Linked DNA regions of Homo sapiens: region 1 is linked to region 2. Evidence: chromatin contacts called from ENCODE Hi-C data. All regions are on one chromosome and are shown on one strand. Each heading gives the region's core, a stretch centred on a gene start or an enhancer-like site at or near the end of the contact. The rest is flanking DNA. Distances are from core to core; before and after follow the strand shown.

Region 1 (6,368 bases), core at 904-3,403, 4.5 Mb after region 2:
CAACCCTGGCCAACATGGTGAAACCCCGTCTCTACTAAAAATACAAATATTGGCAAGGCATGGTGGTGCGTGCCTGTAATCCCAGCTACTCAGGAGGCTGAGGCAGGAGAATAGAATCGCTTGAACCCGGGAGATGGAGGTTGCAGTGAGCCGAGATCACGCCACTGCACTCCAGCCTGGGCAACAGAGCAAGACTCTGTCTCAAAAAAAAAAAAGAAAAGAAAAGAAAAGAAAGGAAAAGAAAAGAAAAGAGACTATGCTGAGTGAAGAAGCCAGTCTCAAAAGACTACAGGCTGTATTATTCCATTTCTATGATATCCTGGAAAAGACAATAGTATAGTGATAAGAGAACAGATCCGTGGGTGCCAGCGCTTAGGGGTGGGAGAAGGAAGTGACTATACAAGGGCAGCACAAGGAACCCAGGAAGTTCTTTGGGGTGATGCATATGTTCTGGATACTGACTGTGATGGTGGTTATATCTATCTATACAGGTGTTCAAATTCACAGAACTATACCTCAAGTGTCCATTTTACTGTATAATTTCAAAAATTAAGAAAATTTGCCCACCAGACAGGTTAGAATCCTTGCTTTCTGTAAAACTGTTATAATACAGACATATGTATGCCTAAACACTATTGTTATTTGCTTTTGAGCCATGTAGAAAGGGAATCACATAGCATATCCTCTTTTATATCTGGCTTCAGTCACCTAATGTTATGTCTCTGTATGGTCTAGCTCATTCCTTCTCATAGCTGTGCAGTAATTCATAGTGTGAATCTGGCAGAATTTATTTATGCAACTTCTTATTGGTGTGTAGTTGGGTTGTTTCCAGTTTTTAGCTATTACAAGTAGGGTTACTCTATGAACATCATTGCATGTACAAGAATTCTCATCACAGGTCTGGATGGTCAAAAAGTAAATCAAACACTAATTAACGATCCAATAGGAGAATGACTGAATAAACTATGGCTACAATAAATGATGGCATATAATCCAAATCAGGTCAGAACAGGTGAGTCATTATTTGGATAAATTACCCAAGTGTTAACCTGGTGGCTGTTGTGATGATGACGCATGGCTCTAATGACTGCATGTGGGTCGCAGTAACTCACAGTGAGCTCACTGGGCTCGTCTCGGGGCACCCATAGGCAGAGATGACGACAACAGGAAGGAACAGTGACAAAGCAGGTGGCCACCCCAGAACACTATAGAGAAAATCTCACCTGGTCCCCAGACCATGGTTCTGCTCACAACCTCAGAACTTCCCTCGCCTGACTGTCCTGAGCACTTCCAGGAAGGCAGCCCCTGGCTGTCCCTGAGGTGGCCGCATCTGTCCTTCCCCACCAACCCTGACCCACTCCTCCTCCTCTTGGGCCAAATCTGCTTTATTAACGCCTCAGCTCCCCTCCATTCATGAGCATCCCCTGCATGTTGGGGGTATAATGATGCTCACTGCGCAGGTGAGGAGACTGAGTGTCGTAGAGGGCAGCAGCTGGGCCTGCAGCTGCACAGCAGGTCAGTGGGCCTGTGCTGGGTGGGCCGTGCCTCACCCCACAGCTGTGCACCCCCTCAAGCTGTATGGAGATTGTCTGCTGCCTCCTCTTCTGAGGGATCCTCCTGGTCCCTGTCTCCCCAAACCACCAGGCCTGGAGCTTCTAGACCCAGAGTTCAGGCCCTGGGAGAGGACAGGGTGGAGGCGGAGCCGGCAGCTGGCCAGGATCTGGCTGGGGGGTTGGTGGCCTTTTCCTGAGCCCCAGGCTCTGTTGGAGCCTGCCCCCAGTATCTTCAGGATCCAGGCTGGTGCCCTCAGGACTCGCCAACCTATAGCCTGACCTGCCTCAGAGCCAGTGCATCTTGTAGAAGAAAGCATATAATGCAATCATTAAATAAGAAAAGGAAGACAAAATTATATGAGAATTTTCCTTTAGCCATGGAAATGAGCTTCTGGTACAAGGAGAAGAAGTAGGAAGGAGTGAAAAGCCATCTGCAGATGACCCCAACAGCACTAAAACCTGGCCCTAGGCTGCCCCTACCTGTCCACATGCAGAGAGGGAGGCTCCAAGAGACACCCAGCCTGGAGCTCATGCACCCTGAGGCCTCTGACCCCACCAGGAGTGAATGTTTAAGACTGTTCCTCTGTCTTCTCTGAGGCTTTCCCGGTCTTGGAGATGAGATGCCCCCTGCTGGCAAAGGTGGATATCACTGCAACGTGGCTGCACTGTGCCTGGAGACACCAAGACCTCACCGTGGGACCACAGGCTTCAGTCAGGCTTCCCTGACTGAAAGGAAAAGGTCACTTTGACTTAGCAGGAAGCTCAGGTTTGGACTTGGTCCCACCCTGGACAACAGACACGGAGAAGAGGAAGTGGAGGGGTTGTAGGATGTGGGTGGGTGACAGCAGGGCTGAGGGCTGAGGACAGAATGAGCAGGGGCCACTGTGAGACTAAGATGCTAGCTCTGGCCAGGTACGGTGGCTCATGCCTGTAATCCCAGCATTTTGGGAGGCCAAGGCGGGTGGATCACTTGAGGTCAGGAGTTCAAGTCCAGCCCGGCCATCATGGCAAAACCCCATCTCTACTAAAAATACAAAAATTAGCCATGCATGTTGGCGTGCACCTGTAATCCCAGCTACTCTGGAGACTGAGGCAGGAGAATCGCTTGAACCTGGGAGGTGCAGGTTGCAGTGAGCCGAGATCGCTCCACTGCACTCCAGAGTGGGCGATAGAGTGAGACTGTCAAGAAAAGAAAAGAAAAGAAAGAAAAGAAAAGAAAAGAAAAGAAAAGAAAAGAAAAGAAAAGAAAAGAAAAGAAAAGATGCTGGCCCTGGTCAGAAGGAGGAGGAGGAAGAGGAGGACCAGGAAGGCCTCGGCAAAGGACTGTGCTCGGAGCTGGGGCTGATGAGAATACAGAAGGCCCTCACCTGTGAATGGGTGATAGAAGTAGAGTTGACAGTCACGGAGTTGGGTGAGAAAAGCATGATTCATGTTAGGTGGTCAGCCAGTGTCTGGTACAGAATCACGGTGAGGTGAATACCGATAGTATTGGTATGAATGGTTGTATTAGTCAGGGTTCTCCCAAGAAACAGAACCAAAGAGGGGACTTGTTATGGGAATTGGCTCATGTGACTGTGGGGGCTGAGAAGTCCTGCCATCTCCATCTGCAAGCTGGAGAGCCAGGGAGGTGGATGGTGTGATTCAGTTTGAGTCCAAAGGCCTGAGAACCAGCAGAGCCAGAGGCATAATTCATGGAGTCTGAAGGCTTGAAAACCCGGAGTTCTTATGTCCAAAGGCAGGAGAAGACGGGGTGTCCCAACTCCAGAAGACAGCAAATTCCCCTTTCCTCCGCCTTCTTGTTGTACCTGTGCCCTCGAGGGATCGGACAATGCCCACCCACGCCAATCTTCCTCCATCGGTTCACTGATTCAAAGGCCAGAAACACCCTCACAGACACACCCAGAGATAATGGTTTGCCAGCTATTTGGGTTTTTCTTAACCCCATCAAGCAGACACCTAAAACTAACCATCACAATAGTGATATAAAAGGCATCACTCTGTGAACTGCCTGCGACATGCTGTTCTCCTCTACAGGGTGGGCACTCACTCTCTTGGAGGCTAAGGTCCATCTGTCTACCTCTGTGGCCCCAGTATGGGGACAATGACAGTTACCATCAAGGCTTGCCAAGGAAGAGGGTAAGTGGTAGGCAGAATAGTGGCCCCCCAAACACATCCATGTCATTATTGCTAGAACCTATTCCAGCCAGGGAGATGACAGTGGGCCTGTACTCAGCCTTGCCCTGTGCCCGGCACTGCTCTCGGTGACTGACCAGTTGTCTCACCTCTCCTTCACATAACCCTGTGAGGAGGGAAAGTTAGTACCCTGATGACAGACGAGCAAAGGGAGGCAGAGAGAGCTGAAGCCACTTGCCCACCGTCTGATCCGGGGCAATTTAGTCCCTGCCAATGTCACTCCAGCCCCTGCTCCTACCCTGCCTCAACTACTAGACCCATCTAACATGGGCTCGGGAGGAGGGCAGTACACATGTTTTCCCCAAAACCTGCACCTACCCTGCTTGGCGGGCATTAGCCTCCTTTATGAATGGGGAACTGAGGCTGGTCAAGGACAGGTGACTTGCCCAAAGTCACACCACCAGGGCTTGGGGTTCCAGGCTTCTATGAAGCCTGCCAGGCCCCAAAGCCCACATGTCCTGGGCTATTGTGGGTGTAAATGAGGCCTGAGGGGAGATGGACCCCAACATCTGAGGACAAAATGGGCAGATCCTGTCTATCCCCTGAGAGGTGGTGTTCCTGCTCCATGGCTGGCGTCAGGAGCACAGGATAGAGGATTTCCCACCAGACAATCTCCACAAACAGGCCTGAGGGAGCCTCTGGAGCCTCCAGGATAGAAGGCAAGACCTGGAGCCCAGGGGAGGTTCTGCAGGAAGGAGGCCGCCTATGCTGTGTGGTCCACACCAGCAGGCCAGGGCACTGCGAGCCTGTGTGCAGGAGTCAGGGACACTCACGCGACTCCCACTTCCCACAGCACTCTGCTTCACTTGTGAGTCTTTTTTTTTTTTTTTGCCTGAGAGTGTATAAAACGTTAAGTGTATGTTTTAATGACAAGCAATAAGCTGCACGTTCATGTAACAACCATATAGTTCAAGGTCGATCACCATCCCAGAAGTCCCCAGGGTCCCTTCTCAATCAGTGTGTTTTTCCTCACTGTCCCCCACCTTCCCCTTCTGCCTCTCTCTTCCATCCCAGTTCCTTTCTCATTCCTAAAGTCCTGCCTTCCCACTGGAAGTAGAAATGTCATGCTGGCCATGGTTCCTGTATTATCATAAATAATTTCTACTGGCTGGCTGGCTGACTTTCAGTGTGGATGGCACCTTCCCTCCAGCTGTGGGCTCAAGCCCTGTGTCTCCCGTGGCACAATAGGAGGTCATCCCTCTTTTAGGAATTTCAGGTGTGAGCAGGAGAGCAGGCTCAGGGCACTTCTCTGAGCCTCAGGTCCTTCATCTGTGACATGGGAGAACCCCATCTCCCTCTCAGGTTGTGGGAGAAATAGAGATGGGGACACCAGGCACCTGTCAATGAGTGCCACATGTCAAAACCTTGGATGAGCCTTTCTTTACCATCACACATCCTTGAGATCCCAGACCCACCAGGTGCTTCCCCTGCTCCAGGGCTGTTGCACTTGCTGTTCCTTCTGCCTGGAATGCTCTTCCCTCAGGTAATTGCAAGGCCTGCTCCTCACTGCCTCCAGGTCTCTGCTCAGTCATCACCTCTCCAGGGATGCCTTCCCCACACACCCTGAATAAAATAACATCCTGCCCACTTACCCATTTACCTGACCCTGTCTTAACTTTCTTTTTTTTTTTTTTTTTTTTTTTTGAGACAAAATCTCACTCTGTCACCCAGGCTGGAGTGCAGTGGCGCGATTTTGGCTCACTGCAAACTCCGCCTCCCGGGTTCAAGCAATTCTCATGCCTCAGCCTCCCAAGTAGCTGGGATTATAGGTGTCTGCCACCACGCCTGGCTAATTTTTGTATTTTCAGTAGAGACGGGGTTTCATCATGTTGGCCAGGCTGGTTTCGAACTCCCAACCCCAGGTGATCTGCCCGCCTCGGCCTACCAAAGTGCTGGGATTACAGGCATGAGCCACTGCGTCAGCCACTGTCTTAACTTTCTACGTAGCACTTACCACACTGTGATGTGCTATATATTTACTGACCAACTCTATGCTATCAGGGATGTTGTTGGTTTTGGTCTCTGTTGTATCTGCAGAACCTAGAACAGTACTCAAATATACAGCAGACGCTCAGGAAATTCTTGTTGAAGGATGGCTGGAGTGGGGCCCTTTACACACATTGCTAAGATGCACAGATGCCCTCCAAGATGGATATTGGCCCCATTTTACTGATTATGATACATACTGAGGTTCAAGGAGACAAGTGACTTGCCCAATGTCACACAATCAAGACTTGGGGGCTCCAGGCTTTGAAATCATGTCTGCCAGCCTCCAAAACCCATAGTTCCTGGACCGAGACCTCACAGCCAAAAAGGTAAGAAATTTCACTCCTGAGACACAGACTCCCAAACAGCTCAGATACTCAAAGACATCAAAAAGAGCTCACTAATCTCACAACCTGAAACAGACTCCAAAATCCCTGCACAGAGACCCCACAACTTGACACAGACCCCCAAACAGAACAGAGACCACACATGCTGTGACAAAGACCCCCACACACAACAGACCAAAGTTCTCACTCCTGGGAAACAAATTAAAACCATTCAGATATCTCACACCCTAGACAGAGACCCCCCCCAAACCACTCAGACACCTCCCAACCTAATACAAAACAGAAACAG
Region 2 (6,403 bases), core at 671-3,170:
GGCTGGTCTCAAACTCCCCGGCTCAAGCGATCTTCCCACTTCGGCCTCCCAAAGTGCTGGGATTACAAGTGTGAGCCACTGTGCCTGACTCAGTTTATTTTTTAAAATTTTTCTTCATTTATTCTTGGCTTCTTCCATTCATTGTTTTGATCACTAACTATGTGCTCAGCACATTGCTGAGCCTTTTGCATGCTCTGCTGGGCATTCCCCATTTGCTCTTCCGGATCCATTATCCACCCTGCTCTGGGACCCCAAAAAGCTGATCTTTTATAGATGGTATCATTTGGGCCCCATTGATTGGTTCGTAGTTGAGCCTGGCCACTTCTCTTTCAACTGGTCCCTGGCAGTCAGTACCAACATTTTAGTCAGGTTTCAAAGAAATCTCTAGACCAAGCTGGACAGAGGGCTTTTCCAGTGATTCAGTGATTCCCCAAGATCTGAGAATGTGAAACTTGGAAAAGGGACACAAAGACCGGGGATCCTTTGAGCTGGTTCAATAATGGCAGAGCTTTAGAGATATGCTGCTGAGCTCCCTGGGTCTGTCTCGCTTTCTGCCTTCTGAAGGCTTGATTGTTAACTTCTTCCTGGGTTTCAATTAGAAGCATTAGTGTCCTTCCTGGAGTTGAATTACCTGGAAATTTGCCTCCTAGATGTGTAAACTTGGGAAAGTATGATCTCGTCAAGTTTCAGACAAAGGCAAACTAAAAAGCTAGAACTCCAGAGAGCATAATAGTGTTTTTTGGGGGCAAATTATTTAATGAAGTATAACATTCATACAGGAAGTACAAAAATCATCAGTGTACAAAATCTCCATGAATTTTCACAATGTGTAAACCATTTTCCTGTTTTATCTGACCTTACTAAGTCAGGGTATAAATTATTAATTTTTTTTGAAACAGGGCCTTGCTCTGTGGTGCAGGTTAGGGCAGTGGTGTGATCACCGCTCACTGCAGCCTTGACTTCCTGGGCTCAGCCATCCTGCCGCTTCAGCCTCCCGAGTAGCTGGGACTGCAGGTGTGCGCCACCACGTCCAGCTAATTGTTTAATTTTTTGTTAGAGACGGGGTCTCGCTGTGTTGCCCAGGCTGGTCTAGAACTCCTGGGCTCAAGCGATCAGCCCGCCTCGGCCTCCCAAAGTGCTGAGATTATAAGGCGTGAGCCACTGCACCCTGCTGAGTATATTTTTAAAAACACTTTACCCGAGGGCTGTGGCTCACACCTGTAATCCCAACACTTTGAGAGGCCGAGACGGGTGGATCACTTGAGGTCAGGAGTTCGAGACTAGCCTGGGCAACACAGCTAAACCCTGTTTATACAAGATATACAAAAATTGGCTGGGCGTGGTAGCACGCGCCTGTAGTCCCAGCTCTTGGGAGGCTGAGGCAGGAGGATCGCTTGATCATAGCTCACTTTGAGGCTACAGTGAGCTGTGATCGCGCCATTGCACTCCAACCTGGATGACAGAGCGAGACCCTGCCTAAAAAAATAAAAAAAAAAAGGATTTTTTTCTGTTCAGTGGATTCATTTGAAGCGAGGGCCACTGGTATTTGAAATAGATGACATCATCTGCCAGCAGAGGCGTGAGGCAACTTGAGGCGGGGTGTGGGCCTGACGTCATCACGCAGCCTCTTCCTTTCCCCGCCCCCTTCTCTTGGCGAACGAGGCGTCAGTTTAACACCTCCGTGAATCCGGAAGTATGCTGTCAAAACAACCAAACCACGGGGCTGGGGGAGGCGGGGCCTCAGTAGGCGTCTGCACGCTAGCTGAAATAGAGCAAAATGCCCGACTTTTGGGGGCGGGGCTCCTGGCAACAGCACTCTAGGCGCAGGCGCAGAGGCGACCTCCAGGCAGGGCCAGGTGGGAGGGACGGTGGGGGGTAGGGTCGCGCGGCGCCCTCTGCGCCTGCGCCCCGGCACGAGGTGGGGCGGCGGGCGTCAGTACAGTAGAGTGTGCGCCGGGGTGGGGGGCAACGGTCAGCCGTCACCCTGAGACGGGCGGCGGCGGGATGGCAACAGCCTCCGGGGCCTCGGACTTGTCTGGCTCCGGAGCGCCCCCGCCCGGTGTGGGAGCTCAGGCGGCGGCGGCCGCTGAGGAGGAGGAGCGAGAGGTGGTGCGGGTCCGAGTCAAGGTGAGGCTGGCGGTGAGTCGGCCCAGCCGCCGAGGCATCCCAGGGGAGGGGGAGGCGGTGGCTGTCATAGGATGGAGGGCGGGACCTGAGATTTCGGACATAACCTGAGCGGCGAAGCTTGAGGGCCAAGTGATGATGGCGAGGGGTAGGGAGGGCCTGAGAGCCTGAGAGCGTTAGCGACGTACCTTGGGGCGTGGGACTGAAAATAGAGGGACGAGGCGGGGGTCTATGGGATGAATGGGTGGAGCTTATAGACAAAGGGGAGGGGCTATGGGGCTGGAGGAGGGGCCGCAGTAGTTGAGGGTGGGGCTCTGAGGAATGAGAAGGTGCTGGCTCTGGAGTCAGTCAACCCATGTGTTGAGAGTGCACTTATGTGCAAGTTCCCACTTTGATGAGCTGACAGGCTCGTGGGTGGAGACAACTAAAGAAATGAGATGCTTCGGACACTAAAATAATGAAAAAGGTTATGAAATAGGGAGTCACGTTAGCCAAGGTTGTACAGGGAAATCCCCAGAGGAGGTATTGAAGGAGCAGAGACCCGAATAAAAGGAGTCAGCCATGTGCATATTAGAAGGGAAGAGTATTCTAGGCAGAAGGAATAGCAAGGGCAAAGACTAGAGGATGGGAATGAGCCTGGCATGTTCCCGTAGGTTCCTGATTGCTGGAGTGGAGAGAATGAGGGGAAGAGTGGTAGGAGGTGAATCAGAGCGCTAAGACAGAGACAGATCGCCAAGGGCCTTTGGTGTGTATGCTGAGGAAGAACGCTGTTGCCATAGTTCCAGTAAACAATGATGGTGGCTCCGACCAACCAGTGGCACTGGCAGTGATAAGAGGGTCCACACATCACTTCAGTGTAATAGAGCTCTAAGGTAGAAGTTTGACATTCAGAAAAAAGATGATGCCTGAGCTGGGCGTGAACCACGTGAAGAAAGTGGGAGGGATGTTCCAGACAGGGGATCAGCACAATCAATGGCCTGGAGTCAGGATGGTTTCAAGGTAACTTCTAACAGTTTGGTACTACTAGAGTGTAAAGTTCAAAAAACCTGGTGAGAGGCTGGCTGGGGCCCCATAGGCCCGCTTGCTGGGACTCTAGGGTTGCCATTGAAGAGATTGAAGCAGGGGAGTGTTGTAGGTAGATGTGTTAGATTGGTTACAGCACCATAGAGGACTGATTTAACAGGAGCCAGACTGGACACGGTGATTCTGGCAACCATAGTTGAAGGGATATAGAAGAAGGATTGGGGGCCTGAACTCTTGCAGTAGCCTCCTCCTCACTGGACCCTGTGGTCCAGAACACCTGCCTTGATCTGGCCCCTGGCACCTCTCTGACTTTGCCTTCTACCACTCTGCACCTCACTCTTCAGCATGGTGATGGGGCCCCTGGTGGCCTACCCCATGTCTTCTCTCCCCAGAAATGTGAGAGCTTCTTGCCGCCAGAGTTCCGCTCTTTTGCTGTAGATCCCCAGATCACCTCGCTCGACGTGTTGCAGCACATCCTCATCCGAGCCTTTGATTTGAGTGGGTGAGTGGGAAGATGCTGGGGACTGGCCAGTGGGCCACCGACCTCTACAGTGGCTATCTGGCCTTTGTTTGGTAGGGTTTTTGTTTATTTTACTACTACAAATAATCCCACAGTGAACAGCCACGTATGCATGTCTTGGAGCACAGTAGTCTACTTTTGTCTGTGGTTTTGCTTTCTGCAGTTTCAGTTACCCATGGTCAACCTCAGTCTGCAAATATTACATACAATAAGATATTTTGAGAGAGAGAGAGAGACCACATTCATATTACTTTTATTACAGTTTACAGACAGTCCCCAACTTACAATAACTGGACTTAGGATTTTTCAACTTTACAATGGTGCAAAAGCGATACGCATTTGGTAGAAACTGTACTGCAAGTGCCCAGCGATTCTGCTTTTCACTTTCAGTACAGTGTTCAATAAATTACATGAAATATTCAACACTGTTGTAAAACAGACTCTGTGTTAGATGATTTTCCCAACTGTAGGCTAATGTGAGCGTTCTGAGCACGTTTAAGGTAGGCTAGGCTAACCTGTGATGTTTGGTAGGATAAATGTGTTAAATGCATTTTCCTTTTTATTTCTTTTTTTTTTTTTTTTTGAGATGGAGTCTAACTGTCACCCAGGCTGCAGTGCAGTGACATCTCCCAGGTTCAAGTGATTCTCCTGTCACAGCCTCCCAAGTAGCTGGGACTACAGGCATGCACCACTATGCCCGGATAATTTTTTTTTTTTTTTTTTTTGAGACGGAGTTTTGCTCTTGTCCCCCGGGCTGCAGTGCAGTGGCGCAGTCTCAGCTCACTGCAACCTCCGCTTCCCGGGTTCAAGTGATTCTCCTGCCTCAGCCTCCCAAGTAGCTGGGATTACAGGCACGCACCACCACGCCTGCTAATTTTTGTATTTTTATTAGAGACAAGGTTTCACCATGTTGGTCAGGCTAGTCTCGAACACCTGACCTCAAGTTACCTGTCCACCTCGGCCTCCCAAAGTGCTAGGATTACAGGTGTAAGCCCCCGCACCCAGTCCCAGATAGTTTTTTGATCTTCTCTTTTTTTTTTTTTTGGAGACAGAGTCTCACTCTGTCACTTAGGTTGGAGTGCAGTGGTCCGATGTTGGCTCATTGCAGCCTTTGCCTCCCGGGTTCAAGTGATTCTCATGCCTCAGCCTCCAGAGTAGCTGGGATTACAGGTGTGCACCACCACACTCAGCTAATTTTCATGAGGTTGGTCAGGCTGGTCTCAAACTCCTGATCTCAAGTGATCCGCCCACCTCGGCCTCCCAAAGTGTTAGGATTACAGGCACGTGAGCCTCCGCACCCGGCCAATTTTTTGTATCTTTAGTAGAGACAGGGTTTCGCCATGTTGCCCAGGGCAGTCTCAAACTCCTGAGCTCAAGCAATCCGCCCGCCTCAGCCTCTCAAAGTGCTGGGATTACAGGTGAGCCACTGCGCCCAGCCAAATGCATTGTCAACTTACAGTATTTCCAACTTACGATGAGTTTATTGGTACATAACCCTGTCATAAGTCAAGAAGCATCTGTATTGTCATAATTGTTCTATTATTGTTAATCTCTTACTGTGCCTAATTTATCAATTAAACCTTATCATAGGTATGTATGTATATGAAAAAAAACATAGTATATATAGGGCTTGGTACTATCTGCAGTTTCAGGCATCCACTCGGGGGGGTCTTGGAATGTATCCCCTGTAGATAAAGAGGGACTACTGTATTTGGAAACATCTAGTCATAGGATAAATTCCTAGCAGTGGTATTGCCAGGTAAAAGGGTATTTGCTTTAAAAAAAATTTTTTTTTTGAGACAGTCTCATTCTGTCGTCCAGGCTGGAGTGCAGTGGTGTGATCTCGTCTCATTGCAACCTCCACCTCCTGAGTTCAAGCAATTCTCCTGCCTCGGCCTCCTGAGTAGCTGGTACTACAGGCGTGCGCCACCATGCCCGGCTAATTTTTGTATTTTTAGTAGAGATGGGGTTTCACCGTGTTGGCCAGGATCGTCTCGATCTCCTGACCTCGTGATCCACCCGCCTCAGCCTCCCAAAGTGCTGGGATTACAGGCATGAGCCACCGCACCTGGCCTGCTTTTTGAACTATTAATGGGTGTTTCCAAAATGCTCTCCAGACAGGTTTTATCAATTTATGATCTCAGCCGGGCGCTGTGGCTCATGCCTGTAATCCCAGCACTTTGGGAGGCTGAGGCAGGTGGATCACGAGGTCAGGAGATCAAGACCATCCTGGCTAACACGGTGAAACTCCGTCTCTACTAAAAATACAAAAAATTCTCCAGGCGTGGTGGTGGGCGCCTGTAGTCCCAGCTACTTGGGAGGCTGAGGCAGGAGAATGGCATGGGCCCGGGAGGCGGAGCTTGCAGCGAGCCGAGATCGCACCATTGCACTCCAGACTGGGCGACAGAGTGAGACTCCGTCTCAAAAAAAAAAAAAAACGAATTTATGATCTCATCAGCAGCACATAAATGCCTGTTTCCCTCACACCCTCGCAAACATTGGTTACTGTAAAACTGCAAAATTTGCCAATCTGATAGCTGAAAAGTGGTGTCTCTTGGGGGCAGATGTGATAGTCATTTTGTTGTGATTTTGGAGGAATACATACACATGGTAAGAAATTCAAACAGTACACAATTGTTGGGTATTTAGGATGTTTCCATGGTTATGATGAGCATCACGCAACAAACTTCTTTACATAGTTGCACAAGTATAGCTGAAAAATTCTTAGTTGTTATT

The links. A loop is a pair of places that touch in the nucleus more often than their neighbours do. Pooled maps may share reads with other maps.
Region 1: a pooled map shows a loop between it and region 2 (6-fold over the local background). The contact joins the enhancer-like site here to the promoter of TBC1D25 in region 2. A Hi-C loop is called at or near these places in 2 of 50 pooled maps.

The regions. Positions count from the first base shown.
Region 1 is chrX:52,988,043-52,994,410 of GRCh38, forward strand. It overlaps a transcript of FAM156A not described here. Among named protein-coding and RNA genes, the nearest start is that of FAM156A, 33 kb to the left of the region's middle. RefSeq lists an enhancer at 1,629-2,208. Within about 2 kb of position 2,154, at least 9 of the 41 ENCODE cell types and tissues checked have a DNase peak (open chromatin) inside an H3K27ac peak, as active enhancers do.
Region 2 is chrX:48,537,794-48,544,196 of GRCh38, forward strand. It overlaps TBC1D25 (TBC1 domain family member 25), which reads left to right and starts at 1,921. Exons shown (of 6, transcript NM_002536.4): 1 at 1,921-2,127; 2 at 3,540-3,649. The coding sequence starts at 2,005. RefSeq lists enhancers at 1,575-2,075, 2,076-2,576 and a silencer at 1,862-2,081.